Linked DNA regions of Homo sapiens: region 2 is linked to region 1. The links are chromatin contacts, found by Hi-C in ENCODE. All regions are on one chromosome and are shown on one strand. The core of a region is the stretch at or near the end of the contact, and the rest is flanking DNA. Distances in the headings are between cores, read along the strand shown. Region 1 holds the start of CLNS1A (chloride nucleotide-sensitive channel 1A). Region 2 holds the start of CAPN5 (calpain 5).

Region 1 (4,435 bases), core at 999-3,498:
TCACATTGTTGGCCAGGCTGGTCTTGAACTCCTGTCATCAGGTGATCCACCCGCCTCAGCCTCCCAAAGTGCTGGTATTACAGGCGTGAGCCACCACACTGGATCTTAGGTTTGAAATTCTTCTAAATGCAAAAATCAATACAGGACTGTCCCTCAAAAGGAGTTATAATACTGAAAGAAGCGTCAACATACAGAAATGTCATGAATAAAAAAGGAATGCCTGGGAACTAGGAATGTATCTGTGCTCCATCTTCCACCACTTCAAAGAAACTGCTTTCCCCAATTATCAAAGATCTCCTTGTCAATACTCAATATATGCTCTTCACATTTTGTTTTGACTGCTCCTTCCTCCTTTCTCAAGTTTCTTCTTTCATGACCCACCCGTCGGCGTATCCCTAGGGTTCTACACTTGGTCCTCTTCTCTTCTGAGATATCTAATCCATTTCCATGAGTATACACTAACACTTTAACGACCTCCAAACATCTCTCTTTAATACCACTTTCCCAAGATACACATTCTTTTTTTATTTTTATTTTTTTTTTGAGACAGGGTCTCACTCTGTCATGCAGGCTGGAGTGCAGGGGCACAATCACGGCTCACCGCAGCCTCGACCTCCTGGGCTCAGGTGATCCTCCCACCTCAGTTTCCTGAGTAGCTAGGACTACAGGCCGCCACCATGCCTGGCTAATTTTTGTATTTTTTGTAGAGACTGGGTTTCGCCATGCTGCCCAGGCTGATCTCAAACTCCTGGGCTCAAGCGATCTGCCTGCCTCAGCCTCCCAAAGTGCTGGGATTACAGGTGTGAGCCACCGCGCCCGGCCCAACACGGTCATATGTACAACTACTCCACACATGTCCTGACCAAACTCATTATCTGCCTCTCACCTCAATCTTGCTTTTCCTCCCATCCATATGTCCTATCTCAGTTTCTGGCCTGAAGCCTAAACCTTGTTCAATGTCTAAATTTCCCTTTAAAGCAGAGGTTCTTTACAGTTTTTGTGCTCTGGATTCTGTAGTAGGCAGAATTTTGGCCCCACGACCTTCACTTTCTGGTGTCATGCGGGTGAATATGTTATATTACACAGCAAAAGGGACTTCACAAACGTAATTAAGGTTACCAGTCGACAGTAACATAGGGAGATTATCCTGGATTTTACAGGTGGTTCCAAAGTAATCACATGAGCTCTTAAAAGTAGAGAATTTTCTCTGGCTGTAGACAAGTGATGGAGCAAAAGGGGAAGCAACACATATCTGAAGGGCAGGAAAGATTCGATGTGTCATTACAGGCTTCAAAATAAAGAAAACTGCATGTCAAGGAAACAGGGACCTCTGTTCTACAACCACAATATTTACGGTAGATCTATCTGACTGTCAAAATACCAAAGTGCTCCACGTGGCCAAATAAAAGGGCAATTCCTTCCAGGACCCCAAAACGGGAGTCTGGTCCCTCTGCATATGACCCCTGTCTGTGTCGAGTTAAGGGTGTTCCTCTCCTTACTATACCTACAGAAGAAAATCTTTATTGTGTAACCAAACTTTAAAAGTCCTCCACAGTCGGCTCTGAAACTACGTATCCCAGAGAGGGGAACATCTCCTGCATCTGTTCATCCGGAAAGACAGGCACACTTCAGACCCTTAAAACCAGACCGTGCGTTAAGGGCAACGCACGCGCCAGACCTCCAGTAAATAGGCGAGTTAAAAAAAAAAAAAAAAGAAAATAAAAGAAAGAAAGAAAGAAAAGAAGAAGAAAGAAAGAGAGAAAGAGACAGAGAAAGAGAAAGAGGAAAAAAAGAAAAAAAAAAAAAAAAAGCACAATCCATAAGGGGAAATTCCGGCCGGAGAAAACAGAGAATGGAAGACTCCGGAGGAGTACTAGAAAAATCGAGCCTTCCACCCGCTACAGGTATCCCTGAGGCGTCGGGCACGAGACCCCGCTCCCAGCAGGCCTCCAGGCCGCCCCTTGCCCGGCTCCTTCGCACCGCCTGCTCCAGCAAGGAGGAGGGCGGCGCGCAGGAGGCCAGCGCTGGGGACCAGGAACCCTACCTCTCAGCGATGTAAAGGGTACCAGTGCCGAGGCCCTTCCCGTTCAGCACAGCCTCAGTGTCTGGCTGCTGCCGCAGGAGCCCCTCCGCTGGCCCAGGCGGCGGGAAACTTTTGAGGAAGCTCATAGCAGCAGAGTGCGGCAACACAGGCCCTGAGGGAGTTGGAGCACAGCAATGCGTGCACCACACCGCCCGCCCTGGAAGAGGCAGTCACCCCGGAAGAACAACTTAGTCTGCCCCGGAATCTGAACGCCGTCGACCATAGAGATGAGACATTCTAGGAAAAGCGGCGGAGGTCGGCTAAGAACGTGTGGAGTTTGACCGCGCAACACCCTTCCCCTTCTTCCTCGCCATTTCTGAGGCTTTGGGCTTCAATAACTGAGGGTTCTGTGGGAAGTCCCTCAGGATTGTCACAGTGAAACCACCACTGCAAAATTATAACTGAGACACTGAAAGCGATCTGACCTACCCAAATCCATGTTGTTTCTAACCTCCAAACTGTCCTTGTTCATTGCTGGATATAGGCTGAACTAACTTTGGGAGGAACTTAGTTTACAGTTTGAAGTTTAAAACAAAGATGATGACAGCCTTTTCCCAAAACAAACTTCCTTCTTGCCTGGGGACTGGACTGCCTTTGTAGGACTAACAAATCAGCCACAAGATTAGAAATTATGGTTTAGATTAGAAATTACAGCTGCAAGCTACAAGATTCTGACCCTCCCTAAACTGCACCTAAGATCGGTGCTTGAGATATGTTGCAGACCCTGCACTTGATGGATCAGCTGGCACCACCAGATGGATAAACTGGCTATGTGATCTTGTGCCCCCTCCCCACCAACCCAGGAACTGACTCAGCGCAAGAGGACAGCTTCAACTCCCTGTGACTTCATCTCCCACCCAACCAATCAGCACTCTTGACTCACTGGCCTTCCCCAACCTGCCAAATTATCCTTAAAAACTTGGATCCCTGGCTGGGCGCGGTGGCTCACGCCTGTAATCCCAGCACTTTGGGAGGCCGAGGCGGGCGGATCACGAGGTCAGGAGATCAAGACCATTCTGGCTAACATGGTGAAACCCCGTCTCTACTAAAAATACAAAAAAATTAGCCGGGTGTGGTGGCAGGCGCCTGTGGTCCCAGCTACTGGGGAGGCTGAGGCAGGAGAATGGCGTGAACCCGGGAGGCAGAGCTTGCAGTGAGCCGAGATAGCGCCACTGCACTCCAGCCTGGGCGACAGAGCGAGACCCCGTCTCAAAAAAAAAAAAAAAACAACAAAAAACAAAAAACAAAAAAACTTTGATCCCTGAATGCTCTGGGAAACTGATTTGAGTAAAAATAAAACTCTAGGCCGGGTGCAGTGGCTCATGCTTGTAATCCCAGCACTTTGGGAGGCCGAGGCGGGCAGATCACGAGGACAGGAGATCGAGACCAGCCTGGCTAACACGGTGAAACCCCGTCTCGACTAAAAATACAAAAACAAAATTAGCCGGGCGTGGTGGCAGGTGCCTGTAGTCCCAGCTACTCGGGAGGTTGAAGCGGGAGAATGGCGTGAACCCGAGAGGCGGAGCTTGCAGTGAGCCGAGGTCGCGCCTTGGCACTCCAGCCTGGGCGACAGAGAGAGACTCCGTCTCAAAACAACAACAACAAACTCTAGTCTCCTGCACAGCAGCTCTGCGTGAATTACTGTTTTTCTGTTACAATTTCCATCTTGATAAATCAGCTCTGTCTAGGCAACAGGCAAGGTGAACCCATTGGGCCATTACAGCAGCAACCCTGTTACAACCCTGTAACCCAGTTACATACAACCCTGTTGTAACTGCCCAATGGGATCACCGTGCCTGCTGCTTAGACAGAGCCTATTTATCAAGACAGGGGAATTGCAATAGAGAAAGAGTAATACACCGGTGGCAATGGCTCACGCCTGTAATCCCAGCATTTTGGAGGCCGAGGCGGACGGATCACCTGACGTCGGGAATTCGAGACCAGCCTGACCAACATGGAGAAACCCCGTCTCTACTAAAAATGCACAATTAGCCTGGCGTGGTGGCGCATGCCTGTAATCCTAGCTACTCGGGAGGCTGAGGCAGGAGAATTGCTTGAACCCGGGAGGCGGAGGTTGCGGTGAGCCGAGATCACGCCATTGCACTCCAGCCTGGGCAACAAGAGCGAAACACTGTCTCAAAAAAAAAAAAAAAAAAAAAAAAAAACAAAGAGAGAAAGACTAATACATGGAGTCCCTTGCCAAAGGATGCATAGGACATAGAGACCACTCATCTGGAGCTCAGAAGTCTCCCAACTCGGTTATGATGTTCTGATCTGGCCACCCCGTCCCCATCTCCTGGGACTGTTCACATCTCAGGTATACACAACCAAGTAGCATACATCAATCTAGGT
Region 2 (4,789 bases), core at 1,617-4,116, 570 kb before region 1:
AGGACTGGGCCCTTCCAGTGCTAACCTGCTAGGGTGGCTGGGCTTCTCACTGGCCATGAGTGCATGTCTCTGCTTCTGGGACTCAATGTCTTCACAAAATGAGGGGCTGGGCCAGATGACAATAACACCAGCTAGCACATGCTGAGCTCTTACTCCAAGCAAAGGGCAACCATGAGGGCTCCGTATGTCCCGGCCCATTTAATCCCACAACAACTCCATGGTGCGACTGTTGCTATGCTGGCTTTATAGGAGAGGATACTGGCACAGTGAGGTTGGGTCACTTGTCTGAGGTCACTCAGCTAATATGAGCCCAGGCAGAGCCCATGCTTGCAACTACTGCACAATACCCTCTTGTGGCTCCAATGCTTTGAGATACAGAAGGGGGTCTGAGCATCCTCTGAACCCCACTGTTTTGTGGGCTGAGGCAAACATGCCTTCTCAGACACAACCCCAGCCCCACCTTGGAACACATGGGAGTTGCCCAGCCCAGAGACAATGCTGCCCAGTATCCTACACAACCGGGCCTTTATCGATCCCCGTGACTTGCCTGTACCTGGTCATCACACACTCCAGCTAGAAGCCCATTTTACAGACAGGGAAAAGGATAGAGGACCTGCCCAGATCACACAGCCAGTAACTGGCAGAGTGAGGACTGGAGCCCAGATCTACTTGGCTCTACCAAGTGCTGCTGTCTTCCTGACAATGACCCTTGGCCTCTGCCCTCCAGGAACTTTGGCCTTGCAGGGGAAACCTTGGCCCCACCAGCAACTCTGAGAGACGCAGCCTGAGAAGGGCCATAGGTGAGGGGTGGATGCTGAGCAAGGGAGCTTTGGGATGCTGCAGCACAGGGAGGAAGGAAGAGTCCTTCAGACGGCCACAGATCAGCACGGGCATGGTTTCAGGTGGGGAGAGTAGAGCCCCTGAAGTGACTTTTGAAGGGCTGGTGAAGCTGCTGCTCCCAGTACAGGGCATGGAATAAGGTTAGGGGAGATGGGGGAGTCAGATGGGGTGCAGTCTTAGAACACTCTTCTATGGGTGGCGGGTCTCAGCTGCATATGTGAAAGTCTTCTTTGGTTGGATAGGAGGCTCCTGAGGGGGCTGGGGCTACTCTTAAGGGAGAAGCATCTGGGTGGCCTGGGACAGAGGCAGGGAGGTTGGGGAGAAGCTAGAGAAGTCCAGGTGACTGAGAGTGAGGTGAGGCAGAGACTCCTCTTAGTGGAAATAAAGGAAAATCATGAGTCTTTTCAGGGGGAATTTCAGGCAGCTAGCTAGCTTTGAGAAGTAAATGAGCACCTTGACAAGCAAGAAGGTAATTGAAGCTTCAAACAAGGGCCACCCAAATAAGTTAGAGCCACAAGATGTCTGGTTCCCTATAGAAACTAAAGATAACATCTTGACCTATGTCCCTGAATTGTTTTTCACAGCTGTCACTTAGGCCTCAGATAAGGGGAAACTGAGGGCTGTTCTTTAAATTTCTTCCCAAGGGTTCTGTAAAGAGTCACACCCATAAGCCAATGCTTAACTCTCCTATCTGTGGACCCCAGGTTTTTAGACAGTCTTGCTTCCTAAGCCAATTGCAAATCACAGAATCTCTGAATCCACCTATGACCCTGCCTCAAAATGTCTCACCTTTTTGGGCCAAGCCAATGTATAGCTCCAGAGTATTTATTTATGACTTTGCCTATAACCTCTGTCTCCCCACCTTTAAAAAGCCTTACATGTAAACCATTGGGGAGTACGGGTCTTAAGCATTAGCCGACCTATTCTCCTTGCTTGGCACCCTGCAATAAATGCCTCCCTTTCTGCCGCTGCAAATCCTGGTGTCAGTGTTTGGCTTTGCTGCACTGGGTGGGCGGACCCAAGTTTGTTTCGGTAACACAAGAGGTTGACGAAATCATTAACTGAGACTTCGAAACAAATTGGAGGCGGAGAATGAACGGGCCTGAGACGCTCCACCAGCGAGTGGGCCGATGGGCTCATCAGATCAGATGGGCGTCTGTCCTGCTGCCTCAGGGCGGGGGGTGGTGGCACCCCTGAGCTCCTACTGTAGGCAAGAACTAGTCACTCCTAAACCTTCTCTATCGGATTCCCCAAGCGGCCTGGGGTGGGTAGAGATTATAGTCCCCGTTTTACAGATCAGGAAATGCAGGCTCCGTGCCATCCCAGGGCATTCCGGTAGCCAGTCACGGACAGAGAGTCAAACATGAGCCCGAGCCCGGGAGCCCATGGCAGCACGGGATTAAGTCCTCAACACGGGCCGGGGTCAGTTTTCCCATCTGACAGAGGCCCTCTGCTGCTCACAGGGGCCTGGGCTCCCACTTCTCCATCCGAACACTTGGGATGGATGTGAAGGTGGAGCCCGGAAAGGGAGGGGCGCCGCCCACCAAGTCCTGGTTCTGGCAGGCACCCTGGCCCTTGCGGGTCCTCGGTACTACACGCCGGCCCCAAGTCAGCCGCGGCCCCGGCCCGCCCTGTGGGGGCTGAACCCCAGCCCCGGCCCGATCCCTCACGGTGCAGCCAGCCCTTGGGAGGCTGCCCATGGGGATGCGCACCAACCGCAGACAGATAGGCTGGGAAGGAGAGAGAACGAGGGCCCGACCGAGCCGGTAGAGGCGGTGGGTGCCGCTAGGGGCCCCAAGTCCGCGTTCAACACAGGGGCTGGAATGAGACCGCTCCTCTGAGCGGCCGCCCACCGCACCAGTGCGCATGGGCGCACCCGGCCACCGGGCCGCCCACCCCGCCCCACGGGAGACCACGCCTCCGGCTCGCAACGGGCAAATGGGCGGAGGCCGCGGGCGGGGCGGGGCGGAGCCGGGCCCAGCTGGCCGAACCCGGGGAATGCGAGCGCCAGCCCCCGCCGCAGGCCAGTCCCAGCTGGATCTCCGGCCAGAGCCCGAGGCTGCTGCGCCGGGCGGCTGCAGCCTCCGCTCCAGCGCCCGCGCCGTGCCCTGCATCCCGGGAGCCCGGCTGGACCCGCGGCGGCTCGGCCGGTAGGAGGCGGGCGGAGGGAGGCGTGTGCTTCTGTGTGTGTGTGTGTGTGTGTTTCGGGGGGGTGTGTGCGGGTGCAGCGCGGGCCAGTGATTGCTCCGGGACCACGAATCAGTGGAGGGGGCTGCACCTCCCGCGGGCCCGGGGGGAAAGGAAGTGAGCGCTGGCTGGGGGGCGGGGTCCTGGAGCATCCGCCTGGGCCCCCTCGGCTCGTCCCCACCCCCACCCCCGGCGAGGAGTCTTTTTTTCACCTCCCTCTGGGTGTCTCCGAGTCGTTTTCCTAGTGCGGACGCGCTGGAAGCGCCTAACACCCGGGGCTAGACTGTCACTTCCTCTCATCTTCCTTACAGTTCCCCCCTTCTCTTCCCTGCTTAACCCCCCTTTCATCCCTGCAATCCACCAACCCCTTCTGGGTGCTCCACCACCCAGGCCTGGGGAAGGGGCAGGGCCGAGGCTCCTACTGCCCCAGCCTATCCGCTTCTTGGCACTACTCCCCAGGTTGAAAGGGGGCTTTTCTCCTTGACTGCAGGGCGGGCGCACGTGTGTGTGTGTGTGTGTGTGTGTGTGTGTGTGTGTGTTGCGGGAGTGTGGGGGAGTGGTCTGGGAGGGAATGGATCTTTGTTTCTCAGACCTCAGAGTTCCCACCTCTGTTCCTTTGCGTTGGGGGTCTCGGAAGACTGGCCTAGGGGACCAGAGGCGAAATAGGACAAAAGATCATTAACAGGTGCGACGTTCTCTCTCCCAGTCATTTCATGTGGTGGGATTCACCCCCAAGTTCCATACAGATCAGAAGAGTGGGGCACAGAGAAGCGAAGTCAGCTGCCCTCTCAGGATTGCTGAGCCAGAATTTGAACCCGGGTCCGCCTGGCTCTCATCCCAGAATCTTCTCCCTACACCTGTGGTTTAGAGAGAAAAGTACTGAGGGCGACTATCCCAGGACTCAGGGGAAAGAGAGATCTGGGCAGACTTCTTGGAAGAGAGGGGCTTACGGGTGAGGCTCAGCCAACTCAATGAGTCTGAGGCCTGCTGGGGGAACCACTGTGTTTTGCAAGGATTGACACCTCCCAGGGTCCTCGGGCTGGTCCTTGCTCCTGTCCCCAGGGTCTGGGGGTGGGGTGGTGTGGCTGCCTTTGCCTCCTGGGCAGGGTATGGTGGGCCCAGCTGCTGCTGCAGGCCAGGTCAGGCTAGTTGCCAGCACACAGAGGTGCTCAGGCGGGGTCTTTGCCCTGAGGAGCCTCTCTTCTGACAAGACAGGCAGTGGGTCCACAGATAAGGCCCTGTCCAGAGTTGTACCCAGTGCTGGGAGCACAAGACAGGGACTGATGGGTGCCCGGGAGCTGGGGATGAGTTCACTTGCAGATTCGTTGGGGCTGGGTCTTGAAATCCACCAAGCAGAAAAGAAAAGGCAGGTCATTGCAGCCCCAAGGAACAGCATGAGTAAAGGCCTGGCAGTGTGAAAATGAATGCTGGTGGGGTGGATTGCGGATTAGATAGGTCAGATGTGTGTCCAAGAAGGGCCACCTTTGGCTGCAGTAGTGGGTGGGCTTCCACTGAGGGCTATAAGGAGGAGGCCAAAGCAGGGAGAGGGCCCTCCCTTCTGCTCTCCTCTGCTCCCCACCCAGGGCTAGGCTTGGCAGGGGAGGAGGGACCCTGATAAAGTTTCCCAGAGCAGGGGTGCTGGGGGCAGGAGGTGCCCAGGGGCTAAGGGGCTACACAGGGTCCCAGTGCTGGGGGAAGGTAGGTGGGGCTGCCTCTGTGAGATGGGGACCACCATTGGGGGTGGAGCAGGTTGGGAGTAAGT

Evidence for each region. A loop is a pair of places that touch in the nucleus more often than their neighbours do. Pooled maps may share reads with other maps.
Region 2: a map of CD8-positive, alpha-beta T cell shows a loop between it and region 1 (4-fold over the local background). The contact joins the promoter of CAPN5 here to the promoter of CLNS1A in region 1. A Hi-C loop is called at or near these places in 1 of 168 maps with a recorded cell type or tissue (CD8-positive, alpha-beta T cell) and 3 of 50 pooled maps.

The regions. Positions count from the first base shown.
Region 1 is chr11:77,635,546-77,639,980 of GRCh38, forward strand. CLNS1A (chloride nucleotide-sensitive channel 1A) reads right to left here and starts at 2,249. Exons shown (of 7, transcript NM_001293.3): 1 at 2,045-2,249. The coding sequence starts at 2,169. LOC107984369 (a long non-coding RNA gene) reads left to right here and starts at 4,263. Exons shown (of 3, transcript XR_001748072.1): 1 at 4,263-4,400. RefSeq lists enhancers at 1,977-2,496, 2,151-2,390.
Region 2 is chr11:77,064,105-77,068,893 of GRCh38, forward strand. It overlaps CAPN5 (calpain 5), which reads left to right and starts at 2,867. Exons shown (of 13, transcript NM_004055.5): 1 at 2,867-2,990. RefSeq lists an enhancer at 2,026-2,526 and a silencer at 2,383-3,072.